3 separate regions of the Homo sapiens genome follow, and all the other regions are linked to region 1. Evidence: chromatin loops called from intact Hi-C (ENCODE). Cell type or tissue: heart left ventricle. All regions are shown on one strand.

Region 1 (8,000 bases):
TTTTAGTTACATAAATTTTATGTGGGGACAATTTTATCCACAAGGTAGATTATTAGAGACACACACAGTGGTTTGAGTGGTGTCAGGCACCTCCTTCCTCTTCTCAAATACCTTCTTCTAACCCACCCCGACTTCAATACCTGGAATCTGAGTTAAGGTACGGCCATCATAAATGGTCTTTTAAAAAAGAAGATATTTCCAAAAGGCTAAACCTACCAAACATGATCTACCCAGATGATTCTGATGAATGAGGCTGTTTGTGTCTCAGGTCAAACAGGCCCTCAGGAGAAGATCTGGAGAAGAGACCATAGAAGCCGGGATGCCATCTGATACAGCAGCCTGTGGTTTTGTTTAGTTTGGTTCAGTTATCCATGGTCATCTGTAGCCTGAAGATATTATATGGAACATTCCATAAATACACAATTTTAAATTTCAAACTGTGCTCCATTCTGAGTAGGGTGATGAAATCTCAAGCCATCCTGTTCCATCCTGTCCATTTGTGAATCATCCCTTTGCCCAGTATATTTATGCTGTCTAACAAGCTTGTCCAGCTTGGGGCCTGTGAGCCACACATAGCCTAGGATGCCTTTGAATGTGGCCCAACACAAATTCGTAAACTTTCTTAAAGTATTATGACACTTATATATATATATATAATTTTTTTTTAGCTCATCAGCTATCATTAGTATTTTATGTGTGGCCCAAGACAATTCTCCTTCTTCCACTGTGGCCCAGGGAAACCAAAAGATTGGATACCCCTGCAGTCCAAGCTATCTGCGTGTTGACATCATCGGCTCCTGCGTCCAACCATAGCCATGGTAATGACTCCATGATCCAGTGTCACTGATATGGTTTGGATCTGTGTCCCTACCCAAATCTCATGTTGAATTGTTATCCCCAGTGCTGGAGGTGGGGTTTGGTGGGAGGTAATTGGAGCATGAGGGCAGTTTCACATGGTTTGGCACCATCCTCCCTTGGTGCTGTCCTGCGATAGTGAGTTTTCGTGAGATCTGGTTGTTTAAAAGTGTGTGGCCCCTCCCTCCTCCCCTTGCTCCTGCCACTTAAGATGCCTCACTCTCCCTTTGCCTTCCACCATGATTGAAAGCTCCCTGAGGCCTCACTGGAAGCAGAAGCCGCTATGCTTCCTGTACAGCCTGTAGAACCATGAGACAATTAAACATCATTTCTTTATAAATTACCCAGTCTTGGGCATTTGTTTATAGCAATGCAAGAACAAACTGATAAAATCACTCAAAGCAGGTGACTTGTCTTCTGACATAATCATCAGAAGATGAATAGTAGCCTGACACGCCATCACAATGCCTACGTCATTCACCTCAGCTCATTAAATCCCACAGGCATTTTATCATCTCACATCACCACAAGAAGAAGAAGGGCAAGTATACTACAATGAGATATTTTAAGAGAGGGAGAAGGACTACATTTACATAACTTTTACAACAGTATATTGTTATAATTGTTCTATTTTATTATTAATTGTTATCACTGATCTCTTACTGTACTTAATTTATAAATTAAACATAATAGGTACATATGTATAGGAAAAAAAATACTGTATAGAAGCCTCAATACGAATCTGTGGTTTCAGGAATCCATTGGGGGTCTTTGAACGTATCCTTCGTGGATACGGGGGGACTACTGTACTGTATAAGCTTTATAGAATGTTGAGGTCCTGGGTCACCTCCTCTGTTGAGATTCTAGCAAAGCCCCTTACATAAAAGAGTTCATAAAAAGTTTTATTTCATATAAACAAAGGTAAAAGAGCAGTAGAATCATTCTAACCATAGGTTAAATAGGGAAAAAAGGATTTTTCCCCTGAGTCTACTGTGTTATCAGCCCTTGAGTTCAGCCTTCGCTGTTGCAATTGGAGTGTAATCCATGGGGACAAACTCAGTACAGAGGAGGTGGCTCAGAATGCAAGGACAAGGGCACAAGGTGGAAGAAGAGACCAGAATACTTTTAGCAATGACAAGGAAGGAGACATCAACTCAAAAGAAATATGCAGGACAAAGGAGATGACGGGAGAAATTTTGAGGTAGAGGGGAGAAAAGTTGAAGGAGTAGAAGTTAACACAGTTATCAGCCTCCTTGTCTGGCACATCATGAGATCATGGGCTAAGGAGAAAGGCAGGTTTGGGCTGGAATCTCAAGGGGAACTGAAAAGATTTAGAAAAGCCCAGCTACTGTCCTCTTCTTTCCAATTCCACTATTTTCTGACCTAATCCTGTACAAGAAAATGTTATCAACAAATACGTAGTCAGTGATCTTCATGTGTCTGGCCTGAGAAAATAGCAATTAACCAAACAGACCTAATCCCCATTTTCCTGGAATGTATAGGTCCAATTGGAAAATATGGACAATAAGTATCAAAGAGTTGTGAGGAAGAAGTGTTCACTGGGGGCTAGCCCTTTTGGGGAGACATCATATAGCAGACAGATGCTATGACAGGGCTAGTTAAGGGAAGAGTTCAGGCTTCAAGTTGAGGCTCGTTACTTTCCCCTCCAGACTAGCTAGTTATTTCTTAGTGGATTTCCCTGCCTCCTATCTCTTTCCAGTCCTATATACCACCACCAAACTAACCATTGCTATCATGATTATGCTCAAAAATGGTCAATAGTCCCCCAGTGCCTACTACTTAGGCTTCAAACATTTTAGGCTGAGATTGAAGGCCTCTACCAGCCAGGGCCTAACCTTCCTTCCATACCTGGCTTCCACAGCCCTCCAATCCAGCTAAACTCACAGACTGTCCTTCATACATGCCATCCTTTATTACCTCTCCACTTTTGTCCCTGCCCATCATCTTGAGGGTTTTTCCTCCACAATCCACTCTTAATGTCTCATTTCCGCATGAAGACTCAACTTTCATGTCCATCAGAAAGTGTTCTCTAATCCCCAGTCTAGAAGCAACCTTCCTTTCTTCTGAACATCCATGGAAATTTGTTCATACTTCTTTTAGAATGTTTTTTACGACATTCCTAGAACTGTGGTTATTTTTATACTCTTCACATCTTCCTACTATATTATCAACCTAAAGACAGGATTTGTGGCTCATCCACTCTTAGACTCCATAATACTTTATACTCCAATAAAAAACAGATGTAGCTAAGGAAATACTGTGCTAATGTTTGTTGAAGTTAGTGCTAAAAAAAAGTCATATGAATGGATGCTTGGAACTTCCCTGTGATCCTGCACACATTGATTCTTATGGATATATATTTTTTCTGCATTTCTGGAACACAAATGTTCTAAATGCATACATACTTCATCCATCCATCCATTCATTCATTATTTAATACAAACATATTGAATGCCCGCCATATGCAAGGTATCCACAGGATAGGGAGGGTGCTGGCTCTGGCTTTATGCAATGTACGCACTCATTGATCAATGTTTATGTCATTTTGTTTCCCTTCTTTCCAGACAAAGGGAAGCAAAGACTCACTGCACCTCATTACTGTCAGCAGAGAGCAATGTGTAATTGGAATGACCTTTGTATAAGTGCTGACCTATGGGGTCAGAATAAGCCTTATAATGTACAGAACCAACTTATGTGCAATTTTAACATCGACAGAGAATATTGGCCTTTAAGAAATTCATCTCATATTTATTGTTTGGAGATTTTACTTTCAGAAGATATCAGTTACATTTCCCCTCTTTTTTTCTCTTTTCTGCAATTATTTTCCTGGCATTCATTCAATAAAGAGCTTCAAGTCACTTTTTTAGACTGAAATAAACTTTGATGAAAATTGAAAATCAATGCTTTCCTTCTAATGACGTTAAGAGAAAAGCCTCCAATTTTGCAATTATAATCAATATATAAAGGGGAAGTGGCCACAAATATGCTGCACATCTTAAGAAGCCAAGTGGGTTTGGTTACTTTAATTTTTAAATAATCAGGACATTTAAAAAGTTGCTGTTTATAAAATACTTTTTAAAAATGTCATCACACGCACTATGAGTGCACTCAGTCTTGATGTCTCGCTAAAGCATTAGCTGTCTAGCTCCTTCTCCTCCCAGAGCCTTTATCCTCATATTGGGTCTGGGGACACACATGCCGTCTCTTGATTCCTAAGGATCCATTACCCATTTCTCTGCACAGATCTTCGGGTATCCAACCTATCTGTGCCTCCTTCAGCCAGGAGCCTCCGGATCTTTCCAGACTTCTTTGCAATACTGCCTCATGCACTGAATCCATTTCTCGCATAGCCTGGCGCTTGGCAGGCAGGCTGGCGTTCCCTGGCTCTGCCTTCCCCATCTCCCTGTCTTTTCTCCCACGGCCCATCTGCCCCTCCTTTCCTCCACCCCCTTCTCCTCTCTGCTCCCCTTTATTTCCACTCCCCACCCGCGTGGCTTTGCTCTCCCTCTCCCCCCTCAGCTCGTCTGTATTTGGAGCTCCGGAAGCTGCCGGCGACTCTCCCCTGGAGCAGCGTGACTGACACCGGCTCCTATTCAGCTGGGAGGAGGGAGAGGGGAGGAGAAGGGGAGGGCCGCGGGAGGAGGGTACGAGTGGCCGACCACGGATTTGCATTGCCGAGGACGGGACCCCAGGGCAGCGAAGCAGGTAATCCTGCAGCGGTCGGGGCCCGGCGAGGCGGGGAGGGGTCGGGGTGCAGGTGCGGGGGGCGCCTGGCGGCGGGCGCTGGCAAGTTGAGCCCGATGGGTGGGGTAGGGAAGCGGCCGGGACGCTGCGGCTGTGGCAGCAGCGCGAGGGGAATAAAGGCGGCGCGGGCGCGGGGGCCGGGGCGCGGCGACCCGGGCGCGGGGCGCGGGCGCGGGCGGACTCCCATCTGGGTCAGCGGAGCGGCGCGCCCTGCCCCCGCCTCCCCAGCTCCGGCGTCCTGGCCGCTCGGAAGGCGGGGTGCGGGCAGGAGCTGCCCGGGGTTGGCGGGCGGCCGCGGCCTCCCCACCCCAGCGCCGCCGCCCGCCCGGCCGCTCTAACTTTGGGGGGTCTCGTCCACCGGGCTGTGAGTCTTCCAGGGGGGTGGGGGTGGGAGTCATTGCGCCGGCTCTGACCAGAGCCACCTCGATCAGAAAGTGCTGGAAAGAAACAGACCTGGCTTCCCCTCTGCAGAACCTGACTTGAGGCGATGAGTCACTTCTAAAAAATGCAGAGGCAACTGAGACTGGGGGAACGGCTCGGAAAAACGGCACCCGCCGCTGGCTCTCTGACTGCTTTGGGTAGAGGGGTGTTCGTGGAAGTAGCCGCCGTATCATCACTTTTAGGGCCAAAAATCAACCTGCAGATGGCCTTTTCTTTATTCTCATCAGAGTGGTGTTCGCTGCAAGTTGTAGCAATATTTGAATGGATGCATTCTTAAAAATGAGTATGTATGGGTGACTGCATTTAGGAAGTTGAACCGGGACTAGGTCCAAACAGCCAGAGTGGAGATGAACACTTGGTAAAAACATCTAGGACCTTTGGTTTTATAGTTATGGAAATGCAGAAGCTTCTGGGACTTGAGCACTGTAGTTTACTGAGTACTCCTATTTCCTTACTGCTTCTGTAGATTTCATTGAAGCTATGTTCCTTAGAATTCTTGGTAAACTATCTAAGCCCACTTAGTGTAAAATTACAACGGTAGAGTGAACTTTAGAGAATTGGATTTATAGTTACTAGAGTCTAATTAGACTGCAAGCCTCTTGAAAGCAAGGATGGGTTGTTTGGTAGTTCCTACGGCACCAAACAGTATTTGGCTCACAGCATGTAATGGATAGACAATAAAAGTGTGTGAAATAGTTAATTCAGTACCTTAAGTGTAGATGGAGCATGACTTCTTGAATATACTGCATATTTTGCAAGGAAAGGCGACTTCTCCATGAATCCCGAAATTTAAAAAATTCTTAATAACATTACAATCAAAGTGTCATATAAATACTTCTTAAGGATAAAGAGAAAAAGAAGTTGACTATGAGAAATCAGGAAGGTGATTATCAAGGTGGTCTTTGCTAGTAGGAAGTAAGTTTTTGTTCCCCATCGTTAATGTGAGAAGTAATTTAATTTGTTGATACAGGGTAGGGTTTGGTAAACCTTTGAGTTAAGAGCTAGATAGTAAACATGTAGGTTTTGCAGGCCATATGGTCTCCTTAGCAACTACTCAGTTCCACAGTTATAGTTTGAAAGCAGCTAAAGACAATACCTAAAGGAATGGTATGTTTGTGTTTTACTTTATTTACAGACATTGAACCTTGAACTTTTCACCAGTAACAAAATATTCTTCTGTTTTTTTCCAGGCATTAAAAAATGTAAAAACTATTCTTAGCTTGAGGGAGGAGCAGAAAACACAAAAGTAAGAGAGAAGGGAATGGATTTGTCCTTCTAGTAGTAGTTTGCTACTCCCACTGATTGATTCTGTGCTAGAATCTGGAGAGGAGCCTATTGAAAGGATTAATGGGCCACATTCTCTTGAGTGCCTGTTATACCTTGGCAGTTAAGTTAAATACCCTCCAGAAAAGCATTAACTTATTTTGAGCATTATGGAGTTTTGTTTTGTTTTGAATATTTCCTAACATCTTTATTCATGAGGTTTTGTTTTGTTTTTAATTTATTATGTAACATTTTATATGTAAAAATAATACGCTAAGTCTAGGTGAGTTATGAACATTATGTTCAACTGAACACCTGTGAACCCATCACTAGGTTTATAAACTAGGGCTTAAGAACTAGATAGTTGTGAAAAGATAGCTCATAGAATGGGAGGAAATATTTAGGAATCATGTATCTGATAAGGGTCTTGTATCCACAACATATAAAGAGTTCTTACAACTCAATAATAAAAAGAAAAATAATCCAATTTAAAAATGGGCAAAGGATCTGAATAGCTATCTCCAAAGAAGATATACAAATGGCCAATAAACCCATGAAAAGATACTCAACATCATTATTCATCAGAGAAATGCAAATCAAAACCACGATGGGATACCACTTTATACTCACTAGCATGGCTATAATCAAAAAGTCAGATAATAACAAATACTGGTGAGGATGTGGAGGAATTGGAACCTTTGTACACCACCGATGGGAATATAAGATGGTGCCCTCACTTTGGAAAAGTTTGGCAGTTCTTCAAATTAAACATAAAGTTACCATATGACCTAGCAATTCCATTGTAAATATATGTCCAAGAGAAATTAAAACATATGCTCACAAAAAAACCTGTACACAGATGTTGACAGCAACACCATTTATAATAACCAAGAGGTGGAAACAAACCAAATGACTATCAGTTGATGAGTGGATAAATAAAAGGTGGTATATCCATACAGCGAGATATTATTTGGCCATAAAAAAGAGTGGAGTACTGATACATGCTACAACATCGATGAATCTTGAAAACATTATGCTAAGTGAAAGAAGCCAGTCAAAATATCACGTACTGTATGATCTATTCATTTGAAAATGTCCAGACCAAGGAAATGTATACAGCTAGAAAGTAGATTTTTTGTTGCTTAGGGCTGAAGGGGCTGGAGGTGGGTTGAGTAGGGAAGTGATAGATAAAGGTCACAGGGTTTCTTTTTGAGGTGAAACATGAAAATATCCTCTAATCGACTATAGTGATAGTCGCACGTATCTGTGAATATACTAAAAACCATTGAGTTGTACACCTTTAATGGGTGAATTGTGTGGTATGTGAATTACATCTCAATAAAATTGTTAAAGAAAATAAACAGAAAACTAGGGGAAAAAGTACTAGATTGTTAGTATCCAGTTGCATCTTTGTGTTTTTCCTCTGTGCCTGCTCTCATGTCCCTCCCAACCCTGAATTTTGTGTTAATCATTCCCTGGTTTATTGTAAAACAGTTTTATCACATGTGTATGTATTCCAAAACAATAGTGTTTAGGTTTGTTTTTTTGGTTTATGAAAAAAGGTATTTATAATCTCGCATTCTCTTTTGAGATGGAGTCTCTCTCTGTCGCCCAGGCTGGAATGGAGTGGCACAGTCTCAGCTCACTACAACCTCCGCCTCTCAGGTTCAAGAGAT
Region 2 (8,000 bases), 81 kb before region 1:
ACATTGCTGGGATTTTGCTTCTGTGGAATAGCCAGTCTGCGACTCCTAACACGTCCTTGATGTTCTTAATTTTTACTAGGTCTTTGAATAACTGACTTTTTCAAATCTCTATTAGAATAAAGTAGGAGTAACTAAAATGGTGGAAGCTGGTTTTTGGTTTTTTTTTTTTTTTTTTTTTTTTTGAGACAGAGTCTTGTTCTGTCCCCCAGGCTGGAGTGCAGTGGCACAATCTCAGCTCACTGCAAGCTCCGCCTCGTGGGTTCATGGCATTCTTCTGCCTCAGCCTCCCAAGTAGCTGGGACTACAGACACCCGCCACCACGCCCGGCTAATTTTTTTTTTTTTTTTTTGTATTTTTAGTAGAGACGGGGTTTCACTTTGTTAGGCAGGATGGTCTCGATCTCCTGACCTCGTGATCCGCCCGCCTCAGCCTCCCAAAGTACTGGGATTACAGCCGTGAGCCACTGCACCCAGCTGAAGCTGGTTTCTTAAAATTAACATTTTCACTATTTTATAGATCACTTATCTTTCTTATAATCATCCCAGAGGAATTATTTGCAATGGTAATGGTAAAATTTTAATCATTTTCATGAACTCAGGTCGAGTGAGATGCACCCAGTATATGTTTATAGATTCTTCTTTTTTCAGACATAGAAGAGATGTTAGTTAACACTGATATGGATGCAAGCATAAAAACTGTAGAAAGGCTACAGGAACATGCAAGTGCATCAGAGAGTGAGGCAAGATATTCGCTAAAGGCGGCAAAATAAAAATAGCATGCAACATGGTATAAAGAATCATAAATTTAAGCAAAGAGAAGCATTGAACTATGTAACTGTTCCAGTTACTTACTGAGGTATCATAAACCACCCCCAAACTTGGTAGTGTAAAAATAAAAACAGGCTGGGCATGGTGGTTCACGCCTGTAATCCCAGCACTTTGGGAGGCCGAGGCAGGTGGATGACTTGAGGTCAGGAGTTTGAGACCAGCCTGGCCAACGTGGCAAAATCCCGTCTCTACTGAAAATACAAAAAGTAGTGGGGCGTGGTGGCACATGCCTGTAATTCCAACTACTCAGGAGGCTAAGGCAGGAGAATCACTTGAACCCAGGAGGCTGAGGCTGCAGTGAGCTGAGATTGCTCCACTGCACTCCAGCCTGGGCGACAGAGTGAGACTCCATTTCGAAAAAAAATTAAAAATAAATAAATAAAAATAGAAACAGCAATTCTTTTCCTTTTTTTTTTTTTTTTTTTTGAGACGGAGCTTCGCTCTTGCTGCCCAGGCTGGAGTGCAATGGCGCAATCTTGGCTCACTGAAGCCTCCGCCTCCCGAATTCAAACGATTCTCCTGCCTCAGCCTCCCAAGTAGCTAGGATTACAGGTGTGCACCACTACACCCGGCTAATTTTTGTGTTTTTAGTAGAGACGGGGGTTTCACCATGTTGGCCAGGCTGGTCTCGAACTCCTGACCTCAGGTGATCTGCCCACCTTTGCCTCCCAAAGTGCTGGGATTACAAGCATGAGCCACCGCACCCAGTTCTCTTCTCTTCTCTCTGTTCTTCTCTTCTCTCTGTTCTTCTCTTCTTTCGATGGAGTCTCGCTCTGATGCCCAGGCTGGAGTGTAGTGGTGTGATCTCAGCTCACTACAACCTCCACCTCCCAGGTTCAAGTGATTCTCGTGCCTCAGCCTCCCCAGTAGCTGGGAATATAGGACTGTGCCACCAGACCCAGCTAATTTTTTGTATTTTTAGTTGAGACCATATTGGCCAGGCTGGTCTCAAACTCCTGAACTCAGGTGATCCACCCACCTCAGCCTCCCAAAAGTGCTGGGATTACAGGCATGAGCCACGGCGCCTGGCCAGAAACAGCAGTTTTCTTGTGCTTGCTGCCTGTGGATCAGAAATTCAGAAAGGGCATAGTGGGGACAGATCTTCTCTGCTCTTTAGAGTCTACTCTGCAATCAGTGGGATGATTAGAATGGCGGCCTGAACTGCTGGGGCTGGAAGATCACTTCCACAATAGTGTCTCAGCATGGTTGCCCCAGGGCTGTTAGACGACTTTTCACAGAACAGTCCAGAACTCTGAAAGCAAATGTTTCCCATCAACAAGGTGGAGGCTGCACATCCTCTCCGGGCCTGGCCTGAGAAGTTACATAGCATCACTTCCATCACATTCTGTCAATTCCAAGTGAGTCCCAACCCAAACTCAATGGCAGCGACTTTGACCCCACCTTCTGGTAAAAAGAATAAGAGGTATTTGATGTCATCTTAAAACAAAGTTTTAAGATCATCATTAACAGTTTTCCCCCCCAATATAAATTCATTTATCTTTAATGCTTTTTTTCATCCCAATGTCTAATTTATAAAATATAAATTATCTTCCTCTTTCTTTGGCTGTTGCTTATTTGTGAATAATAGGAATTGGTGTGTTAAGTTATGAGTGACAGAGCCCCTGGATGTATCTGCGCAAGAGGTTACTTCTTAGTATCAGACGTATTACAGATTTGTTTTTTTTATTTTGGTTTTTTTTTTTGAGATGGAGTCTTGCTCTGTTGCCCAGGCTGGAGTGCAGTGGTGTGATGTTGGCTCAAGGCAATCTTTGCCTCCCAAATTCAAGTGATTCTCCTGCCTCAGCCTCCCGAGTAGCTGGGATTACAGGTGCCCGCCACCATGCCCAGATAATTTTTGTGTTTTTAGTAGAGACGGGGTTTCACTATCTTGGCCAGGCTGGTCTTGAACTCCTGACCTCAGGTGATCCACCCGCCTCGGCCTCCCAAAGTGCTGGGATTACAGGCGTGAGCCACTGCGCTTGGCCTACAGATTAGCTTTAATAATAAAACAGAAATGCAAATGTGAGTAGGATATGTTAAATAGTTATGATATGTGACTCATCACCCAACTTTTTAGGAGACTGATGCTTTTTCTAAACCTAATAATCAACTTGCCAGATACTAGGATGGGAGTCCAAATTCCTAGAGTTGTGATATACACCAGAGGAAAAATAGCCAGATCTAAGGAGCACAGAGGAAATCCTAACAATACAAGGTAGGAGCCCAGGCTCAGAGGAAGCCAGCAGGCTGTATGATGAGAAGAGCATGGGACTGGGAAGCTAGAGGCTCCAAGTTCAATTCATGCTCCACCAGTATTCATCATTATGTGCTGGGGCAAGTCTATTTCTTCGTCTTAAGTTTCTTCCAAGAGTTTGGGCTAGGTAACCTCAGGAGTCCCTTCCTTCAGTTATAATAACACTACAATTTTAGTTCAAGTCCCTCCTACTACACTCCTATCAGAGGAGCTTTTAAAGTATATATGAAAAGAAGACAGGAAAAATAATTAAACAAGCATTTCTTTGGTAACCTACTTTATCTTACAATAGACCTGGTGCTTTGTGCATTTCAGTGCATTTTTGCATGTAATAAAATGCCTAAATGAAGAAAGACATGAGAAAGAGCTTGAAGAGAAGGTATTTTAATGCAGCCAGGTTACAATCAGGATTTGGGGTCCAGCGAGAGCTTCCCGGCCAACCTGAGGGACATCCAGCAATGATGTCTATCTAGAACAATGACAATAATTGCCAGTGTCCCTCCCCTCCCTTTTCAAGCTCACCTGATACCTCTGCTATTCACTCAGCCTGAGAAAAGGCACTCTGCCTTTGAGCAGCAGCTTGAACGACAGCCACCCTCACATTGCCTTGGGCGAGCACGCACGTGGGCTGCTATACGGAGACATCTGTGCCCGCTGAAGTGAGGCTGAAGAGCTGTGTTGTCTAGGGTGACAGGAGGCCTTGCCTAACAGTGAGCTCCATCAATAATCTATGGCCCTGTGGAGAAAGAACCCTATTAATAAGACATGTTGCTGTTTGGAGAAGACAGAGCCAATGAGGCCCTCGTTCCAGGGAAACAGAATATGCTCAGCATGACGCAGCACTCCCTGAACTTTCCGGTTACATCACCCAATAGCTGAGATCAGAAGCAATTTTAGAAGATACATTCAACATACTAATGCCCTTTCAGCCAGCCTAGTTCAGTAAGGTCAAAGTCTGGTCAAAAACACACTTTGACCTGAGGTTTGCTTGTTTGTTTGTCTTTAAGACTGATCAAGAGCACTGAGTTATTTTCGCACACTGGGCTTGTTATCAGGTCACTGTTTAAGTATAGAAATGTTTATCTGGGTGGTTTTAGATCCAATATGGAAGACTGAAAATCCTCCGAATTCCCAAATATATTTTCCATTCCATTTAAAGCTCACAATCTTCTAGGTCCGCCCAGTTCTTCTTTATGGCAACAGTTAATTATTAATCCTTCCTTACTTTTAGGTTGTAATTTAAGAGTGCATTAATAGATTGCTCACTCGGTATTTTGCCAAAATCATGGCAGGACAAATTCGCTAGTGTATGATGGCTAGAAGCATGAACTTGGAGGCAGACTGACCTGGGACTGGGTCTAGGCTCTACCACTTGCCAGCTGTGTGATCTCAGGAGAGTTACACACCCTCTCTGAGTCTCCATTCCTTCTCTGTCATGGGGGAAATGTCTCATAAAGTATGATAATGTAAAGCATAGAGCAAAGCAAGTAATAAGCATTCAATAAAGAGTAGGTTTTTGTTGTTGTTTTTGAGATGAAGTTTCACTCTTGTCGCCCAGGTGGGAGTGCAATGGCGCGATCCCGGCCCACTGCAACCTCTGCTCCCCAGGTTCAGGCAATTCTCCTGCCTCAGCCTCCCAAGTAGCTGGGATTACAGGCATGTGCCACCATGCCCGGCTAATTTTGTATTTTTAGTAGAGACGGCGTTTCTCCATACTGGTCAGGCTGGTCTCAAACTCCCGACCTCAGGTGATCCACCCACCTCGGCTTCCCAAAGTGCTGGGATTATAGGCGTGAGCCACTGCACCTGGCCACATTGCTTATTAAGTATCTAAGAGAAGATGCCAAGCAGGCAGTTTCATCCACCGGTGTAGAGTTTAGCAGAGATGTCAGGGTCTGAGACAAAACTGTGAGAACTGTTGTAATCATTAAAGCTATTCACCAATTTTTTTTTTTTAAGTTGGAATCTTGCTCTTATTGTCCAGGCTAGAGTGCAGTCGCAAGATGTCAGCTCACTGCAACCTCCGCCTCCAGGTTCAAGCGATTCTCCTGCCTCAGCCTCTCGTGTAGCTGGGATTACAGGTGTGTGCCACCATGCCCAGCTAATTTTTGTATTTTTAGTAGAGACAGGGTTTCGCCATGTTGGTCAAAGTGGTCTCGAACTCCTGACCTCAGGTGATCCACCCACCTCAGCCTCCCAAAGTGCTGCAATTACAGGCATAAGCCACCGCACCTGGCCCACCAATATTTTTAGTTCACTCCTTCCATTATGGTAGGACCCTCTTGTCTACCCCCTTAAAGTTAGGCACAGCCATGTGACTTGCCATAGCCAATGAAATGAAGGTGGAAGGGGCTGTCTCACTTCAGGCAGAATCCTTAAGCTTTAAGAGTATGGGCTGGTCACGGTGGCTTATGCCTGTAATCCCAGCACTTTGGGAGGCCAAGCGGGGGGTGGATCACCTGAGGTCGGGAGTTCGAGACCAGCCTGACCAACATGGAGAAACACCATCTCTACTAAAAATACAAAATTAGCCAGGTGTGGTGGTGGGCGCCTGTAATCCCAACTACTTGGGAGACTGAGGCAGGAGAATCGCTTGAACCCTGGAGGTGGAGGTTGTGGTGAGCTGAGATCATGCCATTGTACTCCAGCCTGGGCAACAAGAGTGAAACTCCGTCTCAAAAAAAAAAAAGGAGTATGATTCTCGGCCAGGCACAGTGGCTCACGCCTGTAATCCCAGCACTTTGGGAGGCCGAGGTGGGTGGATCACAAAGTCAAGAGTTTAACACCAGCCTGGCCAAGATGGTGAAACCCTTTCTCTACTAAAAATGCAAAAAATTAGCCAGTTGTGGGAGCGGGCGCCTGTAATCCCAGCTACTCAGGAGGCTGAGGCAGAAAATTGCTTGAACCAAGGAGGCCAAGGTTGCTAAGACTGCACCACGCACTCCAGCCTGGGCAACAGAACCATACTCTATCTCAAAAAAAAAAAAAAAAAAGAGTATGATTCACCATGTCCCTGAGCGACCATGATGAACAGATACCCCTGTTGATTCATGACGGACATTTTACAGTGAAAGAGAAACATCTTTGTTGTTCTAAATGACTGAGATTTGAGGGTGGTGTGTAGAAAAATCTAGCCTATTGTGTATGAGCCCTAAAGATAGGACAGTATTTAAATGCTTCGAACTGGATGAGATCCCCTTCAGCATGAGTGTTAATGACAATGAGAAGGAACTGAGTCCTTAGCATTTCAGATGTCAACACTGAAAGGTAAGGAAGAAAGGGGAATTCCAGGGAAGGAGATTGCTGTGGAACGAAATGTTTGTGTCCCTGCAAGTTCGTATGCTGACAACCTAATCCCCAATGTGATGGAATTAGGAGGTGGGCCTTTGGGAGGTGATTAGATCACAAGGGTGGACCTCTTATGAATGGGATTAGTGCCCTTATAAAAACAGGCTCCAGAGGCAGGTACGGTGACTCATGTTTGTAATCCCAGCACTTTGGGAAGCTGAGGTAGAAGGATCACTTGAAGCCAGGAGTTCGAGACCAGCCTGGGCAACATAGGGACATTTGTCTCTACAAAAAATAAAATAATTAGCCAGGCGTGGTGGCATGCACCTGTAGTCCCAGCTACTTGGGAGGCTGAAGTAGGTGGATCACTTGAGCTCAGAAGATCCAAGCTGCAGAGAGCTATGATCACGCCACCACACTCTAGCTTGGCAGACAAAGTCTCTGTTTCAAAGAGAGAGACAGAGGCTCCAGAAAGCTGCCTCACGATAGAAGGCTCTGTCTATGAGGAACTGGACACCAAGTCTGCCAATGTCTTGATCTGGGACATCCCAGCCTCCTGTGAGAAATAAACTTCTGTTGCTTCTAAGCTACAAGGCAATTCTCATGCCTCAGCCACCCGAGTAGCTGGGATTACAGGCATGCGCTACCACACCAGGCTAATTTTTGTATTTTTAGTAGAAATGGGGCTTCACCATGTTGGCCATGCATTATGGCATTTTGTTACAGAAGCCCAAACAGACTAAGACAGACACTGAGGAGTCGCTAAGGAAAAGTGAGAGGTCAAGTGAAGAAGTTGCCTCAAGAAGAAGGAAGTAGTCAACTGTGTCAAATGCTACGATAGGCTAAGAAAGATGAGAACGGGGAAATAAACACGGGATTTGGCAATATGGTGTTAGTGTGACTTTGACAAGAAAGATTTTGTGAAGGTATGGGAGCAAAAGTCAGCTTATGTTGGGCTCATGAATGAATGAGATAAAGAGAAAGGAGATGGCAAGCACAGACAAGACAGACAAAGGGAAATTTTCCATTAAGGGAAGCAGGGGGTGGAAGGGATCAAAGGAGCGCAATTTACAATAGATGATTGTAGTGTGTTTATAAAAGAAGAAGAATTAGCCAGTAGAGTGAGAATACTGATGATGCAGGAGTATAGACAACTGCAGGAGCAATGTCCTTGACAGGCAGAGGGGATGATCTAGGTTTCACCTGGAGAGGCTGGAATGTGGGCAGTCATCCAGGTAAGAAGAGAGAAGACAAACTGTAAGGGCACACATGTAGGTAGGTTGGTAGGTATGACTGGGAGGTACAAGTTCTCTTTGATTCATTCATTTATTTTTTCTTTGAAATGGAGTCTTGCTCTATTGCCCAGGCTGGAGTGCAGTGGCACACGGCTTACTGCAACCTCTGCCTCCCGCGTCCAAGCAATTCTCATGCCTCAGCCACCTGAGTAGCTGGGATTACAGGCATGCACTACCACGCCAGGCTAATTTTTGTGTTTTTAGTAGAAATGGGGTTTCACCATGTTGGCCACGCTGGTCTCGAACTCCTGACCTCAGGTGATCTGCCCACCTTTGCCTCCCAAAGTGCTAGGATTACAAGCGTGAGCCACAGGACTTGGCCAAGTTCAATGGTTT
Region 3 (8,000 bases), 77 kb after region 1:
ATCCACCCAGTATGCATTCTAGAAGATGCATCTTAAAGATCAGTATCATAATGCAGATCGTATTTTCTCATAGGAACAATTATTATAACCATTTGTGTCTTACTGTCCTCCTTCTTTCAGGAGGAAGAGAATTAACTGCTGTAATTTCAGCTCTCAGTGACATACAACAGTGATTCTCCAACTTTAGCGTGCATGACAGTTCCCTGGAGGGTTGTCAGAACTCAGACTGCTGGGCCCCACTTACAGAGCTTCCAATTCAGTAGGTCTTGGTTGAGTCCCAAGACTCTGCGGTTCTAAAATGTTCCCAGGTGATGTGATACTCCTCGTCCAGAGACCACACTTTGGATCCTGTGCTGTATGGATGGCTCTCACTGTTACAATTGAAGCTCAGATTTATTTCAGGTGCTTCAGAATTTCATTTCCAACGGTCTCTAGACCACTGCTTCTCAAACTTCAGTATTCATTTGAATCATCTGGAGATCTTGTTAAAGTGCAGAGTCTGATTCAGTTGGTCTCAAGTGGGGTGCAAGAGTCTGTAGTTCTAACAGGCTCCCCGGCGATGCTGGTGCTGCTGATTTCTCACTACACATTGAGCAGCAAGACTTTAGTCATTGCCATCCACAATCCCAACAAGCACAGAATCCCTTGGTAGTCAAATCTCGAATTCATATTCTCTTCTCCTACCATTTCTGTAGCAAAGTAGGCCGTGTTATGCTGCAGTAACAAACATCTCTAAAATCTTAGTGATGGACAACTGCAGAGGTTTATTTCTTGTGCGCACTATATAGCTATCTGTTGCAAGTCAGCTTAGTATCTAGTAGATGAGTTACTAAATAATGACTCATATAATTATTTACTTAGTGTTGTAACAGGGCTCTGAGAGAAAAGAGTATAGAATTAATCTTTAATAGGAGTTTTGGGCATTGGGGAGGGAAGATCTTTCAGGGCTGGAGAACCTTCCAGGGAGTCCCTTGGATCCTGCTAATGAATGCAAGTGACCACTCTTGCTGCCACAGCATAAGGCAAAACTAAACCAACATGAGTGGTCGGTTGTGGCTCACGTCAGCCTTGTGAGACCCTGAGAGAGAACCTAGCTCTGCCTTGGCCCAGAATTCTGATCTACAGAAACTGTGAGATGATAAATGGATATTGTTTTAAGCCACTGAGTTTGTGGTAATTTGTAACACAGCAATAGAAAACTAATAGGGATTCTCTCAATTCCCTTGTTGCTGAACTCTAAGGTAATGAATTTTTAAAAACTTTTTGTGGGTACATAGTAGGCATATGTATTTATGGGGTTCATGAAATGATTCGATACAGGCATGCTATACATAATAACCACATCACGGGGAATGGGGTATCCATCCCCTCAAATATTTATCCTTTGTGTTGCAAGCAACCCAATTATACTCTTAACGTTTGTTTGTTTTTTTGGGACGGAATCTTGCTCTGTCACCCAGGCTGGAGTGCAGTGGCGCTACCTTGGCTCACGGCAACTTCAGCCTCCTAGCTTCAAGCAATTCTCCTGCCTCAGCCTCCTGAGTAGCTGGGATTATAGGCACACGCCACCACACCAAGCTAATTTTTCTATTTTTTAGAAGAGATGAGGTTTCACTATGTTGGTCAGGCTGGTCTTGAACTCCTGAACTCGTGATCCGCCCGCCTCGGCCTCCCAAAGTGCTGGAATTACAGGCATGAGCCACAGCACCCGGCCTACTCTTCGTTATTTTAAAATGTGCAATTATTATTGACTACAGTCACCCTGTTATGCTATCAAATAGTAGGCCTTATTCATTCTTTCTAACTACTATTTTCTTACCCATTAACCATCCCCACCTCCCCGCCTCAGCTCCCCCACTACCCTTCCCAGCCTTTGGTAACCATCCTTCTACTCTGTATGTCAATGATTTCAATTATTTTAATTTTTAGATCCCATAAATAAGTGAGAACATGCAATGTTTGCCTTTCTGTGCCTGGCTTATTTCACGTAACATAACAATCTCCAGTTCTATCCATGTTGAATTTTTTTTTTTAATAAGACCACAGGCCATAGACCACAATGTGCCCTTCAGTTCCTCCACCTTCACCCTTCCATCTATCCTGGCAGAAGCCGGATAAAGGATTCATTGACAGCCCTGATTGACAATGGTGACCCCCAATTTCAAATTTCCTTTCTCACTTTGGCAATGAGGAAACAGGTCTCTTGCATTCTCTAATACTAGGACATTTCAACATTTCAGCCTTGACCCACAGAAAAAAGGATATTTTACTTTACCACCCAGTTTCACAAAACAGTATTCTTACCATGTGCGCTGCATTCTGACATTTTTCTTCTAGTCTATGCTGTGCTGTGGTCATCACCCACTGAACTGATCTTAAGATGCACTAGTGGTCACACCTTGCAGTTCAGAAGCACCTTTCTCATTGATTTATTACATGCTCATGACACAAAACACATTATAAAATATTTGCAAAGCATCTCAGCTTTTCTTGTCTCCCCTTGTTGTATTTTACATAAATAACCTTTGAGCAAAAGAATGGCCCAGTTCTTACAGCACTTCTTATAGTCTAGAATTTGTCAAGCCCATCCTCTTCCAGTTGATGGAAGGATTCTCACATGGAAAATGGCCAAGAAGCCCCCACCCTGGCTTGCTCAACTATTCATTTACTTTTACAGCAGGTGAGCATAGAGGAAGTATGTTATTTCTAGTTCTCAAACGTAAAAAACAATATTCAGTGATACATTAATAATCCAGCCCCAGGATGTAGACCTGGACCCATTCCTTTATTCACTGTCCAGAGTCCTTTTTGCAGACCCTACATGTAAGAGCCACACTACACGTCATTTATAAGAGTTGTATGTCAAAATAAAATTGTAGAAAGTGTTGAGTTGACATGAACAAGTGTTTTTTGGCCTGAGGCCACCTCACCTCACCTCACCTGGGAGAGATGAGAAAACAAGAGTGTTAACAATTTTAACCATGGGTGACTCCAAAACTCTCGCCCGAGCTGCAGAGGTAACCTTTTGTAAACCACGCATCTGATGCCTTGATGGGCACCACCCCAAGGAAGACTATCATTCGGGGAATTCCTGGGAGGTCTCCCACTGATGTCCCACCAGTCTAACCCTGAGTAGTTTGCAGGAGCAGAAGAGAAGCACCCGGAGGGTGGAGAACTATAGCTGAGGGGCCATAAGTACAGCAGGCTTTCTGCTGCCTTCACACTTTCCCTATTTTCTCCAGCATTTCTCGTGCTGCTAAGACCTGACAGTGAAATGATCTCTGTGTGTGTGTGTGTCTGTGTGTGTCTGTGTGTGTGTGTGTGTCTGTGTGTGTGTGTATTTGCATGGAATCAATATGTACCTGCACATAGAGAAAAAATTAATCTTAAGTTTTTCAACTTCAGGGAAGATGATTTATGGTCATTGGCTGCCTGGTAGGTTTTATTCTATCTAGGAAGTCTGAGTTCTGTATTCCTCCATAAGGGGGAGAGAGAGAGACAGAGAGCGCGTTTCTACTATCCTCCCTCTCGTTTTCTTGTCTTTATTTGAACTTGTACTTTAAAGGGAAATAGTGCCTTCCTGTGCATAAAGCAGGCATCTAAAACTGATTCTCTTTCCTTTCATTGTTTATACAATCTGAAAAATTAGATGGAGAAGGAAGGTTAGTGAACCTTCTTGGCCGTTCCTCCATCTCTGAGTGAATGCACATGCCCAGCACAGTCCTCCGCTCAGCACTTTCTCCATAAGGATTTTCTAAGGCATGGAGCAGTCATCAAATTTGTTAATAATTTGTTCACATTAAACTAAGCAAAAAAGCCTAGCGGCAGTGATCTTAGGACTTAAGCTAATTATTTAGATGCATGAGAGATCCAGATTATTAGTGGGCATAAATATGTTCAGGATTTTAATAAAACATATTAATTTGTGAGGGTTGTCAAGAGCAGAAACTTTGGACTTGGGCCTACTTGGATTTGAATTTCACATTTTCTACTCATTAGCTCTGCTAATCCAAATGCGAGAAAAACGAATTCATCTATGTCTTCTAAGTTTGAGAATCTTCTATCTTTTTCTCGGTATCTACTGGAGAATTAACTTGGTAATCCACTGACCCACTCTAACCAAACCAACTTGTCAAGTTACCCACTTGGGGGAAGGCAGTTAAACTTTCTAAGCCCGTGTTTTCTTGTCTTTAAAATAGGGATAACAAATAATTCCTATCTCAAAGGGTTATTGTGAGGATTAAATGAGAAAAAGCAGGCGAGGGTCATGTGACTGACTAGAAAAGTTCATTATTAGTCAGTGTTGTCTGACTGCTTTAGCAAAAAGTCCCCAAATCTCAAAGGCTTAACAGAAGAGATTTTTTTTCTTGTTCACATAAGGTCTGCTCCAGTGTTTTTGGTTGCCATTCTTCCACATGGTAGTTCAGGGTCCAGGCTTCTTCCATCTTGGGGCACCCAACTCCTCTAATTCCTCAGCCATTGAATTGGAAAAGAGAATGCAGGAAGGTTTTATGGGCTGGGCTTGGAAATGGCCTATGTCACCTCACCTTCATTCAGTCTTCTGGTCATTCCTAGCTGCAAAGGAGACTGGGGAATTTAACCCACCTCTATGCCTGGAAGGAAGAAGTAACAGATTTGGTGAGCATTTGGCCAGTCCACCAGAGTGAGTCACTTGGTTTGGCTAAAATGAGCTCTTTCTCTGTGGAAATGTATTGTCTTTCCAAAAACTCATAGGGATTTTCCAGACTAATACCCCATTTCTCTAGCTGTCCAGGGAAAGACAAGAAAGACTTTGAAATCTAACAGCTGAATTTTTATTGCACTTGGGTATAAATAGATGTATCTATGTATGTATGCGATATTTCAAAATTTCTTTTAACTACAGTGAGTTTATACTTTTTCCCTATAAAATGTTTTACCATAACGATAAGGTGTCAAGTTATTGTCCAGTATTTTAAAATGCCAAACAAAGTAATCATGTGACTGATCTCAGAGCATACCTTGGGTAAATTACTTGGTGCTAGTGGCAGGTCTAGAAATTGCAAAGGAAAAGCAAACGAAGGAACACAGAGCCAAACTCCCAAGTGTTTCTTAAGTCCATGCCCAGAAAATGTCATAGCATTGCTCAATCAGAATTGCTGAATCTTCCTGAAAGATTTGGCCATGATTAGTGCTGCTAAGTTCTGTTGTCAAGGGCCATATGACAGATAACATAATGCAATAAAGTAATTCTGGCCCTAATGTAAAATGAAATGTCTATTTTGAAATATTGCTATGAAGTTGGGTTTTTCTTAATACAAAGGCATGAAGAAAATATTCTGTTGAGTAACTACTGTTAATTATATGTGCACAGCAAGGATTTTTAATGGGTTTTTAAATATCGGTTTCATTGATCTTGGAAGTAGAAAAAAGCTACAAGAGAAGTAAAAGGTAAAAAAGTTAGGCCGGGCACGGTGGCTCAAGCCTGTAATCCCAGCACTTTGGGAGTCCGAGGCGGGCGGATCGCGAGGTCAGGAGATCGAGACCATCCTGGCTAACACAGTGAAACCCGTCTCTACTAAAAATACAAAAATTTAGCCAGGCATAGTGGCGGGTGCCTGTAGTCCCAGCTACTCAGGAGGCTGAGGCAGGAGAATGGCATGAACCCGGGAGGTGGAGCTTGCAGTGAGCCGAGATTGCGCCACTGCACTCCAGCCTGGGCAACAGAGCCAGACTCCGTCTCAAAAAAAAAAAAAAAGGTTTCATTCTTTGTATCACGCTTAGTTATGTTTCAGTTTAGCCATTTAGCCGTGGTATTTCCCAGTGGTCTGGATTGACAGTTTCAGGAAGGAGTAGCACCTTAGAATCTAAACCAGTGACTCACTTTATGAGCTTTTCCAAATTACCTCGATAGTCTCACTTCATAAATATGCGTAAGTTTCTGCTCTGTTAATAGTGCTGAATGGGCCGGGCGCGGTGGCTCACGCCTGTAATCCCAGCACTTTGGGAGGCCGAGGCGGGCGGATCACGAGGTCAGGAGATCGAGACCATCCCGGCTAAAATGGTGAAACCCCGTCTCTACTAAAAATACAAAAAATTAGCCGGGCGTAGTGGCGGGCGCCTGTAGTCCCAGCTACTTGGGAGGCTGAGGCAGGAGAATGGCGTGAACCCGGGAGGCGGAGCTTGCAGTGAGCCGAGATCCCGCCACTGCACTCCAGCCTGGGCGACAGAGCGAGACTCCGTCTCAAAAAAAAAAAAAAAAAAAATAGTGCTGAATGGGTTGGCTCTCTTCACTACCAACACAAAAGCACCCAAAGGCAATATATGCTTTTAATTTCTGGAGAAGTGTATTAGTTTAAGTTCAACTAAAATATCTGCTTAAATATAATTTATGTAGTATAGGTAAAAACCAATTGCATTCTGATACTTACAAGATTGCTTTTATGTAAACAGCAGCTTTCTGAGTAGCAGAAGGTGGAGAAGTGAGGCAAAAAGAAGGCTTTTTTCCTTTTCCTATGAGCCTTCCAATGGCAAGAGAATTACCTTGGTAATTACATGGTGGCTAGCATGTGACGGCTACTGCCCGTGCTGGATGTAGATGCTGGTTAACACACAATAAAACACCAAGGAAGGAAGGAGAGGCAGGGGTTTGTGTGATATCATCAGGGTTTGCTTGAGTTGACAGCCTGAAGCTACCCAGTCAGGGCTGAATCCCAACAGGAAAGCTAATCATTAGTTTATCAGGATGCAGAGAGGGAGGTAATCAGAAAAGAGAGTAATTCTGTCATTCTTCTGCCCAGACTGTTTGCTTTAGCAACATAAAGCTGTGGGTGAGCCTGTGAGCTGTGACTATGAGTTGGTAGCTTTATAGGTATTTAGAAACCCAGGACTGTGGAGGCAGAAGGGATTTGCTAAGATCCTGTCCTGTTGGAACATCACTCATGGTGACCTTTTTTTTTTTTTAATCTGATAAGGCACATTAGCTCATCTCTCTTTGTATAAGACATGAATTAGATAATGAATGGCTGCCCAAAGGAAGTGAGGTGGTTATCACACCCTGGGGATTCAAGAGATTATCTGAGGGGTAAAGGTTAATAAAGAAGGATAATATCCTTTGTTTGATCAACTGTTCCATACTAAGTTCGTTAGAATTCCAGACTGCCTTGATGGCAAATGCTACATAAATGATAAAACTGTGTATGTACTAATATTTGACTAGGGAATTTTTTATTCTCCATTTAGTTAAATATTGAGGTCACTTTGTGTTTTTAATAAAATAATTATCAACGATCTATCATTTTACACTGTGAAGCTCAATATTTGCTTGCTTAGCCACCATCAATCTGATATAAAAAGTGTAAGAGTTGCAAGTTTTTCTCTCATGACCTGAATCAAAAAGTAATTTAGAAAGAGGTCACTGTGTCATTCAACAAATCTTTTTAAAAGCCAAACATATTTTGACCTTTTATTTGGATTTGCTACTTGTTAATTGTTTCAGCAGCCTTAACTTAGATCCTCTTTGCAGAACATAGCTTCTGTCATCTGTACAAAGCTGTATATGTGAAAATTGAAGGCAAGGAGAAGGTAATTCCAGCTGGCATTCCAGTCTGGATCTGCTGTCATAAATTACTTAGCAGAGGGCATGGTTCGTTACTTTTTATGGTCATGTTCTATATTTGTATGTGCTGGGGGGTGGATCACATGACAAAACCATCATTTGATATTAGTGTTTATGTGCACCAACCAGTGAGGGCTCGATTGAAGCTTCACTGTGCAGTACTTTTAATTTGTATATTTAGCTCTTAATTGAAAATGCAGGCACTTCCATAAGTACTAAAACTACAAATAATCTAAATAAATTTTATATAATTGTCTTTAGGAGAAGACAAACTGCTGTAAACCAAGCTAATTGAAATACACTCTGCCTTCCAGAGATTTGAAAACAAAATTTTGAACTAGCTAGTCAACATTGCCAGAATAATAAAGACCAAAGTTTACCATTTTCCATTTTTTAGCCCCTC

The links. Peaks named below come from ENCODE experiments on the same cell type or tissue, not always from the same donor. Only the 100,000 strongest peaks of a DNase experiment are listed, where the experiment ranks them.
Region 2: it touches region 1 in a loop (2.7-fold over the local background); 6 of 110 quality-filtered maps call a loop at or near these places.
Region 3: a loop joins it to region 1, with 2.1 times the contacts of the local background. A loop is called at or near these places in 5 of 110 quality-filtered maps.

What each region holds. Positions count from the first base shown.
Region 1 is chr6:17,389,166-17,397,165 of GRCh38, forward strand. It overlaps CAP2 (cyclase associated actin cytoskeleton regulatory protein 2), which reads left to right and starts at 4,430. Exons shown (of 13, transcript NM_006366.3): 1 at 4,430-4,581. In heart left ventricle, no CTCF peak of the experiment used is centred here; DNase peaks (open chromatin) are centred at 4,446 and 4,766; H3K4me3 peaks cover 2,622 bases; H3K27ac peaks cover 2,161 bases.
Region 2 is chr6:17,308,041-17,316,040 of GRCh38, forward strand. No RefSeq gene overlaps it. Among named protein-coding and RNA genes, the nearest start is that of RBM24, 31 kb to the left of the region's middle. RefSeq lists enhancers at 3,270-4,469, 3,846-3,990 and a cis regulatory region at 3,913-3,923. In heart left ventricle, no CTCF peak of the experiment used is centred here; no DNase peak of the experiment used is centred here; H3K4me3 peaks cover 794 bases; H3K27ac peaks cover 1,557 bases.
Region 3 is chr6:17,466,109-17,474,108 of GRCh38, forward strand. The region is part of intron 4 of CAP2 (cyclase associated actin cytoskeleton regulatory protein 2); the gene reads left to right. Among named protein-coding and RNA genes, the nearest start is that of CAP2, 77 kb to the left of the region's middle. In heart left ventricle, a CTCF peak has its summit at 3,493; no DNase peak of the experiment used is centred here; H3K27ac peaks cover 1,539 bases.